Linked DNA regions of Mus musculus: region 2 is linked to region 1. The links are chromatin contacts, found by Hi-C or POLR2A ChIA-PET in ENCODE. All regions are on one chromosome and are shown on one strand. Each heading gives the region's core, a stretch centred on a gene start or an enhancer-like site at or near the end of the contact. The rest is flanking DNA. Distances are from core to core; before and after follow the strand shown. Region 1 holds the start of Epb41l1 (erythrocyte membrane protein band 4.1 like 1). Region 2 overlaps Epb41l1 (erythrocyte membrane protein band 4.1 like 1).

What was found. Hi-C counts contacts between places; a loop is a spot of excess contacts on that map. ChIA-PET counts read pairs that join two places held with the same protein, here RNA polymerase II (POLR2A).
Region 2: a loop to region 1 is called in a map of mouse embryonic stem cell, with 1.9 times the contacts of the local background. The contact joins the enhancer-like site here to the promoter of Epb41l1 in region 1. A Hi-C loop is called at or near these places in 7 of 37 maps with a recorded cell type or tissue (adrenal gland, heart, left cerebral cortex and 1 more). POLR2A ChIA-PET finds 5 or more read pairs at or near these places in 5 of 5 experiments (Patski and embryonic stem cell).

What each region holds. Positions count from the first base shown.
Region 1 is chr2:156,418,865-156,423,754 of GRCm38, forward strand. Epb41l1 (erythrocyte membrane protein band 4.1 like 1) reads left to right here and starts at 2,227. Exons shown (of 25, transcript NM_001368800.1): 1 at 2,227-2,435.
Region 2 is chr2:156,467,428-156,472,317 of GRCm38, forward strand. All of the region lies in intron 2 of Epb41l1 (erythrocyte membrane protein band 4.1 like 1), which reads left to right. Among named protein-coding and RNA genes, the nearest start is that of Gm33977, 29 kb to the right of the region's middle. Within about 2 kb of position 2,229, at least 1 of the 3 ENCODE cell types and tissues checked has a DNase peak (open chromatin) inside an H3K27ac peak, as active enhancers do; it is heart, where a contact is called at or near this core.

The DNA of each region.
Region 1 (4,890 bases), core at 977-3,476:
GGTCAAGTAAAAATCTTGAATCTATTTTCATGGAAACTGCTCTTAATCTAGATTCTTCTAGACCACGTTTTGAGCATGATGATATCAAGGAGACACTCACTCTTGTTACCAGCCCCCCACGTGACTGTTAACTGTAAAGAACATAAAATTAGGTGTGAAGTTTCTCAGTGCACCGGTCACATCCTAACTGCGCAGTAGCCACAGGTAGCCGGTGGCTGCAGACAGTAGGATCATAGAAATTTCTCGCCGGATCATACCTTACACTTATTCTGCACGGCAGCTCCTTCTGTAAGTTCCAGCTCAGTCTTCAAGCCTGTCGAGATCTTCTGGAAACTTATTCTGGTTTCCACAGTGTTCTCTCTGCCCCTCTGTCTCTCGCTGTCTCTTCCTCTCTGTCTCTATCTCCTCCTGACAGCAGCAGATCTGATTAGCAGTTCAGATTTCCTCCGCTTCATCTAAAACCAGTGATAACAGTCCCTCGCCCCAGAGCAGAGGGCATCGGAGCCATGCCCATGCCATGAGATAGTTGTTTAACAAATTAGGTCTCCGAATCAGGGTCTGTGCTTGGTATCAGGAAACTACATGGAGACAGAAAACACCCATAAACAGAATCCTGTCATGGTGGGTGCTGACTGGAGTAGGTCAATTACTGCCACCTCACATTCAGGGCTGGCCTGATGGCTAAATATGGGAGTTCAAAATCAACGTCCAGGATCCTGCCTCTGCCCCTTTCCAAGCTCCTTAGTGACTTTGTGCTCACGGCTACCGTCTGTTGCAACTGTACAGATGAAATGAGACATGGAAGTATTTCTTCCATGCAGTGGAGCGGCTGAGTGAGCACTGCTGAGTCCTGTCTTAGGTAGGGCCTTGGTTTCCTTAGTTTTGTCCTCTCAGTTTATCAATGTCCCTGGAGGTCCAAACCAGGCCTCCCCTTCTGGATTTATCTATTCAGCTGTTTGATTCCAATCTGCTCTTAGCATCCTGTAGCAGAGTGGTGGGGGTGGGGAGGAGGAGATGGGACCGCAGTGAAGAACCAGAATTACTGGCCTAGCCTTTGATTCTGTGCTACCTGGGGCAGACTCAGGTGGATCCCAGCTACCACTTAAGATAAGGTAAGGTCACAAGAGGTGAAGGTGTTTACATTTTGGAGTCATTTGCCTAGGTTGTTACCCATGCAGAGGCCTCTAATAAAACCCGGTAAGTTCTTACATTTACTTCTTCCTTTTCTTCCCTTCAAAGTCTAACAAAGGAGGCTTGGTATTCCTGGCCTTCTGAGGTCTGGCCCTTGCTCTGGGAACCCAAGCTCAGTTTCTTCAGCTAACCCCATAGACGCCCTACCTTCTATGGATACTATTCTAGGTTCACTGTTTTCGTTACTTTGTCCTTTTCCTATGCTTAGCTTTACGTGTGTGTTCAAAGCAGTACCTTCCGGCAGGAGCCTGTAAGGTCCAGGGCGGATATAATCATAATTCAGAGAAACGCTTGACTTTGGGCATGCTTGGGCCTGTGGGTCCCCAGGGTCTTGGGACCAGGGGCTCGGCCCTTGCTTCCAAAGAGTGCCAAAGGACTGCCACCTCAGACTGGTTGGAAAGAGCTGCGTGGTCCTCCACAGCTCCGCAGCTTAGGCCGCCCGAACAATAGGAGGGAGGCTGAAGGGTAGTGGGCGTCGGCCAGGTCCCTGCTGGAGGGAGTGGAGGCCAGTGGTGCTGCTGGTCCCCCAGGTTAGCCCAGGCTACCGGCCTGAACGCCAAGCTCTCAGTCAAAGGCGAGGTGAAGCAGACTTGGTGCCGGTGGCGACTCTCTAGGAGGTGGAGTAAGGCCGAGCCCACGGGGCTGGGACCTGGAGGGAGAGGAGGCTCCGTGGAGAGTCTCGTCTTCGTGGTCCCGCTGCTCGCCTCGGCCTCTGAGCTCTGCCTAGGCTCTGGTGGGCGTCTGTCCCACGTGGGGGAAGCCAGCGGCGCGGGCTCGCGGGGCGCACACCCCTCCGAGTTCCCCTCCCTGGGATCGGACGCGCCTGCTCCTGGGCAGCTCGGCTCTTGGGGCCAGTGGGTCGCGCTCGCTACTCGCACACCCTTCGGACGCTGCCTGGCCCGGATCGCCGCCGCCTCCTCCCAGGGAGCTGGCGGGGCGGGGCAGAGGGGGAGAGGGGGTGTGCGGAGCGGGCGGGGAGGGGGCTGAGCGCCGTGGGAGGGAGCGAACGAGCGAGCGAGCGAGAGAGCGAGCGGGGCATTTCTGCGCAGCTCCGGAGCGTCTTGGAGCCTGCCTGGGCGGCCACTGGACGAAGGGACTCAGAGACAGACAGACAGACGGCTCCCGGAAGCCGCGCCGCCGCCGCCAGGTTAGCAGGGCGCGGAGACCGAGCAGGCTGTTGCTACGTCCCGAGCTCGCGTGCTGGAGGACGTGCGTGGCCGAAGCTACGATTCGTGTCTTTGCGGGTACGTGTCGGGGTCCACATCTCCGGGTGTGCGTTTAATGTGAACGCGCGTGTGTCTGTGGGTCGGTGCAAGTGGTGTGTACGTGCGTGTGCATCTGAGTAAGGGGCTGGGTGGTGTACTAATCTGGTAAGGGTCTGTGTGCCCTGGTTTGCTTATCCGGAGATGTGCCTAGAGAGGGTGTGTCCCAATGTGTAACAGTGTGTACATCTGGATGAGGCAGTGTGCCTATGCTGATGATGGCTTCGCTTGTGGCTGAAGCCTATGGCGGGTGTATGTGAGTGTTCGTGTGTGTGTGTTTCGCTGTGTGCACGCCAGTGTGACTCCCCGTGTGTGTGCGCGTGTGAGGGCGGGTGTGCACCCGCGTAGCCCCTGTGTGCGTGTGCTCGGCTTTGTCTCCGCACTGCCGGGAGGAAGGGGGTGGGGGCGGCAGCCGAGGCGCTGGCGTCGCCCGGAGCCCGGCACTGGCCGAGGAAGTGGGTAGCAGCAGCGGCGGGGGCGTCTTAGCTGAGTGGAGACTCCCTGCTGGCAGGTGGGCAGCCACACCCGGGGTACGGGAGAGCCCTACTGCCAGTGGAGCCTGGCTCCCAGCTGAGCTGAAGCAGAGGGCGTGGCCTGCTCAAATCCCGGGTGTGTGTTTGTGAGGGGTGGGGTGGGGGATTAGGTGTGAAGAGGGTGTGTCTGTGCGCAGGCATGGGTGTGGGTAGAAGCAACAGAGGCCCCTCAGCGGGGTTCTGTGATATGTTTCCTTGCTGTGTAACGACCATCACCCTGGCCAGCTACAGCCCAGCCTGGTTAGGTACCCTCCACCCTCACCCTGGACACTGTTCGGAAGGGCAGCAGCCTAGGTACCCTACAAAGACTAGTAAAACTGATCACTATCTTAAATGGCCAGCGCCCCACTCCAAGGAATCCCCTCTCAGAAGGTCTTCATACTTTGAGAGAGATGTGTTTCTGTATCTCTTCCCCCATGTTTTGGGCACTGCATGCATGTCTAGTCTGGGTGAGTGTGTGCATTCTCCCTGTATATTTCTTGTGCATTTAGGTGCATTTGTACATTTTACTGATGAAGAATAAACAAAATATCTCTGGATGTATATGTGCATTTGTTTTGATAAGTTCTGGTATATCTGGTTTGTTTTTTTTTTTTATGAGTGTGTAAGCTGTTTGTGTATTGGCGAGCCAGGATGGGGACAGTAAGAGAAGTGCCATTTTGCTGCTAACTGGAACAGAATAGAAAGCCCCCTATATTTGAAAAACAAGATTACAGGGAAGTTTGCGGATTTAGTCACTGTCTGCCGGGTTCAGATACTGGTACTGAAATGTAGGTAGACTAGGTTTGACAAGGATCTAGAGAGGCTGAGAATCTTACAGAGGGAAGGAAGGAGGACGTGCAAGCCCAGCCTTCCTTCTCCTGGCTCTTCTCTCTAACTTCACTCCTTGCTGGTTGGCTTGTGTACAAGGATAAGGGTGCGGGCTTTGGAGTGGAGAGGGAGAGTGCAGGGAGTGTAAACGGGAGTGGACAGTGCAGGAGTGGGAGGGGCGCCCCCCAAGGCAGATTTCTGCAACTCCCCAGCTGCTTTTCTGGCAGAGGCCGCCGAGGCAGGGGAAGCTGGGATTCTTATCTCTCTCCCTGAATACACACCTCAAGAGAGCCGCTGCCCTGGCAGCTCACTGGCGCTGAAATCTGGTGGTGGTGGGTGTCTCCTTTTGTGTTTATTTTTATTAAGCTGCTTTTCTCGTCAAGACCCTGACCTTCCCATGCCTCAGTTTCTCTGTTTAGGCGGCTAGGAAGCTCAGTGTCGTGTCTTTGAGGCAGGTTGGACTTTGGCTCAAAGCTCTAGACCTGTCTTATTACCAAGATTTAGGAATTCACTGTTCTTTAAAAAATGTTATATTTGATATGCATGTGACCATCAGAGAATAACTTGTAAGAGTCAGGGATTGAACTCAGGACATCGGGCTTGGTAGGAAATGGCTTTACCCAATGAGACATCTTGCTAGCCAGGAATTCAGACTTCTTGCCCCCAGAGATCCTGGCCATACCTCCCTACCTTCCTCAATAGCACCCAGACCACCAGTTCTCAGTGTGGTCCATCTTACCATCTGCAGCAAGGTTACCGGTTTACTAGAAATGCAAATTTGGAGCCTTCTGGTAGACATACACAATGCAAAAATCTGGAGATGGGGTTTAGCAATCTATGTTTTAACAAATGCAAATTATTTTGACCTGTTCTACAACCCTCTAGAGAAGCCAGGAAGTGCTAGATTGAAACAAGAGGATATCCCTTCTTTTTTGCAACCTGCCATACATGTCCCTGAAGTAGCCCCAAAGCCTACCTTATTTGGTAGGGGTTCTGGCTTCAAGCCCCAGGTCTTTCTTGTGGTCTTAGACAGATAACTCCTTTGCTGACCAAAGCAAACTCTTACCCCGTAGCTTCTTCTCTAAGCTCATTTT
Region 2 (4,890 bases), core at 979-3,478, 49 kb after region 1:
GATAAATGCCACAGACTCACACTGGTGCACTGGGAAAGCAAAGATGATAATGTGTCATTCCTATCCCCCAGCTGCCCAAGCTCCTACCAGTCTGATCCAGGCCCATAGAGCCCTGGAAGCCAATGGTTATTTTGGGCAGGGAGATAAAAGTCACAGAGGGCCCTGTTGGCTAGGGGAGTCCAAGCAGGAGCGGTTGAAGCAGAAGGCTGTGTTTACACACAGACATTTTCTCTACCCAGCCTGGCCTGGTACACGTAGATGGGTACACCCAGACATCGGGACCTGGCTGCCGTCTAAAGCTGGGATTAAGTGGTGGTGCAGCGGCTGGTCTGGCCGTCTGCTGTCTGCAGATGGATGGATGAGGAGAAGGTTGCAAGGACTGCCGAGCAGCACCAGCTTGTGCAAATGGAATATTGGCTACGTGGTCCCAGGGTGGAGACTGGGAAGCGAGCAAATGCCTATCAGCAGAGCGACGGGCAGCAGGTGAATTCTTGTTTGGCCTGGTTTGGTGGTTCATGAGGTTTTCCACTTTGGCTCCTGTTTGAATGTAGAGATGGTTGGAAAGAAACAAAGAGACATCTTGCTTTTTTGAGACCCTATTGCTAAGAGTATTTCACGGCACAAAAATATCCAGGTTATAGAAAACATTTTTTTTTTTAATTTCTCAGGCCAGGAATGGTAGCTCAGGCCTTTAATCCCAGCATGGAGGAAGCAGAGGCAGAGGCAGGCAGATCTCTGTGAGTTCACTAGCCTCACCTACATAGTGAATTCCAGGACGGGTGAAGATCGAGAGAACCTATCTCAAAAACAAAAGGAGCCCACCTTTCTTGAGCTGCAGAGATACTTTGAAGATACAAGTTAGATCCCCAGGATCCATGTTTTTGGTTTTGTTTTTAAATAAGTCAGGTCTGGTGGCCTCTGCTTATAATCTCAGTGCCTGGGAACAAGAGGCAGGCAGATCCCCGTGGCTGTTTTAAAAACAAACCAGGTTGGACTGCTCAGTGGTTCAGAGCACTGACTGCTCTTCCAGAGGTCCTCAGTTTAATTCTCAGCAACCCCATGGTGGCTCACAAACATCTGTAATGAGATTTGATGCCCTCTTCTGGTGTGTCTGAAGACAGATACAGTGTACTCATATACATAAAATAAATAAATAAATCTTAAAAGCAATAACAACAACAACAAACAAACCAGGCAGACAGCATCTTCAGAAGAGCAGCCAAGGCTCCTTTAGCTGTTACACACTCTTGCACATTCATGCAGGCCTGCACGCACACACATGTGAGTGTACACACACAATATGTAAATTATTAAAATCGTAATATAGATACAAAAAATGCGCATGAGGGCATCACAAATCTACATGTGCCTTGTGTAATCATCTCTCGACAAGACCTAAAACATCTATCATCTCCACAGTACATTTGTGTTCAGCCAAATGCGTGCAGGGCCATCAGGGGACAAACACAAGCTCCCAAGTTAGGTAGTCTGAGGCTGAGTCTTGGGTCCCCACTCTATTATCAAAGGGACGCTGGACTAGTGACTTTAATTTCATCCCCTGTAAAATCAAGCTGGATATGTAATTTCTGCTTTACAGGGTAGTGAGAGATTTAAGATGGAAAATGTAGGCAAATTGCTAGGCACCGTGCCAGCCTGTATGTAGCTGGGGATTCTAACACCCTGCAAAGATGCTGCTGATTGGTAGTGATGCTGTAGCCTCTTCCCACACCGGGACCCCAGGCGCACAGACACCGCTCTTCTCCTATCATCTACCTCCTCCAGCCTCTATGTGAGGCTCTCTGACATCTCCTCTGACTGCAGGGAACCTGAGAAGCCACAACAAGGAAACCTCAGCTGACACTTCCAGCCTCTGACAGGCTGGGTGGCAGTCTGTATCCAGTGGGAATGTGGCCACATTTTTATATTCAGCCTCCATAGCATGGTTCCCGGACTCCTAGAGGAAGGCACATTTCCCAGACAGTGGCTGGAAGCATAGGGACCCCAGAAGGAATTGTAGCCAAGGTGAAATTGTCACGAGACGTCCTGACATGTGGGTGGCCTCCTGACTCCCCCTTGCTTCCTGACCTTTGGCTCGGAGGTTAAGGTGACCAGAGTGTGCAGACGTGACTACCAAGAAGGGTCCTTGTGGTTGGAAAGATGCAAAGTGGCTTCTTTCCTAAGGCAACAGGGTACCAGGAGGTTAAGAACCTTCTGCAAGTCACATAACCCGTGGCCGCTGGGAAAGGCCAGTGTTGTAACTAGCCATAGGGGGTGTCTCAGGAGGGACTGAGGAAGGACTTCCTGGACGACGACTATAAGAGTGACTGTGGGGAAGGGAAAAATCCATCCAAGCAGAGGATAAAGCTCTAGAGAGAGCGAGCATGTGTCAGAGCTAACTGTCCGCCAGGGACCCAAGAACCATCAGTCTGACAGAGCAAATCACATAGCTTCTGAGGCCAAGGCTGAGGCACAAGGAGAGATCAGGCTGCCGAAGGTTTCAAGAGTCAAGCTGAGGTGAGTTCTTTCATCAGAGAATGAGGCAGCGCTGAAGGCTCTTCACTGGGAAGGTGGGCAGACGCTGCCCCTTGATGTGCCCCTGGAAATCCGCAGCAATAGTCGGCTGTCCATGCCACGAGGAAGTCCAGCTGTGTCCAGGGCTTGCTTGTGGGTACCAAGATGGCAGTGGAGGGCAAGCTTCCTGCCCGAGAGGAGAGGCAGTTCAAAGTCAGAGCCCTACTTTGACAACTGAACCTGGATTCAGAAGTAGAGATTGAAGGAGACAAGGGTGTGGCAAGCATAGAAAAGGGGGTGCAGAAAGTGGGGTGGGGGGCTTTCCTTGGAGAGAATACAATCTTGAGGATATATGCACTTAAAAAATTTGTTTGTTTGTTTGTTTATTTATTTATTTATTTATTTATTTATTTATTTATTTAATGTATGTGAGCACACTGTCACTTTCTTCAGACACCAGAAGAGGGCATCAAATCCCCATATGGATGGTTGAGAGCCACCATGTGGTTGCTGGGAATTGAACCCAGGACCTCTGGAAGAGCAGTCAGTGCTCTTAACTGCTGAACCGTCTCTCCAGCCCAGATATGTGCCCTTAAGAGAGACCAAGGATACCGCAGAGGTAGCTGAGGGGGTCTTACCTGTGCTGGAGGAGGGCATCTGAGCTGCCAGACCCCCTTGGTGGATAATGTCCTATGATCCTGTAGCAGCACTAAGCGGGAGTGCCTGTAGTACCCCAGGTTCAGGCCAGTCAAGGCCTTGACAAGGTCGTGGAGCTCCTGTATGAATGTCCCCAGCTTGTACCAACCATTCACATGGGCAGCTTGGCCCCTCCAGCATGCTGTACTGGCTATGAACTAGTTAGTGCCTTATTCTCATGGCCTGCCATGGAGCTTTGGGGCATACACATCTGTCTACACCAGACTGTATGTGGGAGCATTCGGGTTCCAATCTAGGCCAAGGTTCAAGAGGAGGTGAGACCCTTGGGAACTGCGGCTTAGGGAGACTTCCTAGTAAAGTGGAGGGGAGAAGCTAGCAGGTGAGGGTCCCTGTCCTCTGTGTGCCACTACTCATCCAACCCGGCCTTCTCCTTCCGCTTGGACCCAGCCGCCCTGCGGTGCCTTCTCGAGAGTGCCAGTAGCGAGGGAGAACAGCCTTGCCAGGCAGAGCTTCCCAAGCCTGTGGGACTTGCTGCTTTAGAAAGTTTGGCTCCAGTAGCTTCCTCCCTCTGGCACAGCTCTTAGCTGCCTGGGGCTTAGCTCAGCCCACCCAGGCCCTGTTGCCCTCTGAGGCCAGAGCCAGATGTCTTGCAGATCCCTTGCCCTGAAATACCCTCGTTGTGTGACCTCTGTTTTAATCCAGTGTATTTTATCTGCCCCTCCTGCAAGATACCTTTTCTTATCTCCTTGGGCTCTGTTAGGATTTCAGAATATCTAAGTGCCTATTAACCAAAAAAAAAAAAAAACAAAAACAAAACACTGTGTGAGCCACATGTGCAAGTCATGCATCCGATTAAAGAGACACAAAAGCAGCTCACACATGCTCTTAGTCTCAGCGCTTGAGAAGCTGAGCGGGAGGATCCCCTGAGTTCAGGAGTTCAAGTCCAGAACACTGGGCAACAAAGCAAAATGTTATGTCAAAAAAAAAACCAAAAATAAAAATAAAAAAGTGCTGAGTGTGGCCCATGCCTTTAATCCCAGCACTTGGGAGGCAGACAGGGATGGAGCTCTGTGAGTTCGAGGCCAGTCTGGTTAGTCCAACCACTGGGGTCAGTGAAGAGGCCTTGTCTCAAAAAGGTCAGATAGAAAGAATCTGATGTATTCCACATGCACTAACATACATGTATGCCTACATGTACCTGTGCATGCACTACATACAGGACTGAGGTTGTAGCTTAGGGGTAGAGTCCTTGTCTAGCATGCACAAGATCCTGGGCTGGATCCCTAGAAACACACACACACACACACACACACACACACACACACACACACACACACACACCAAATGAAATCATCCTAATGAGATTTTATTTAATCTGATATATCTATAACTTTTAGTTAATTGCTTTTTTTTTGAGACAAGCTAGTTTCAAACTCCTGCTTCTCCTGCCTCCATATCTCAAGTGCTGGGATTCCATACCAACATGCCTGGTCCCGTAATATTAAAACAAGAATTATTGAGATAGGGGGCTGGTGAGATGGCTCCGTGGGTAAGAGCACCCGACTGCTCTTCCAAAGGTCTGGAGTTCAAATCCCAGCAACCACATGGTGGCTAACAACCATCCGTGACGAGATCTGACTCCCTCTTCTGGAGTGTCTGAAGGTAGCTACAGTGTACTTACATATAATTAATAAATAAATCTTTAAAAAAAATTATTGAGAT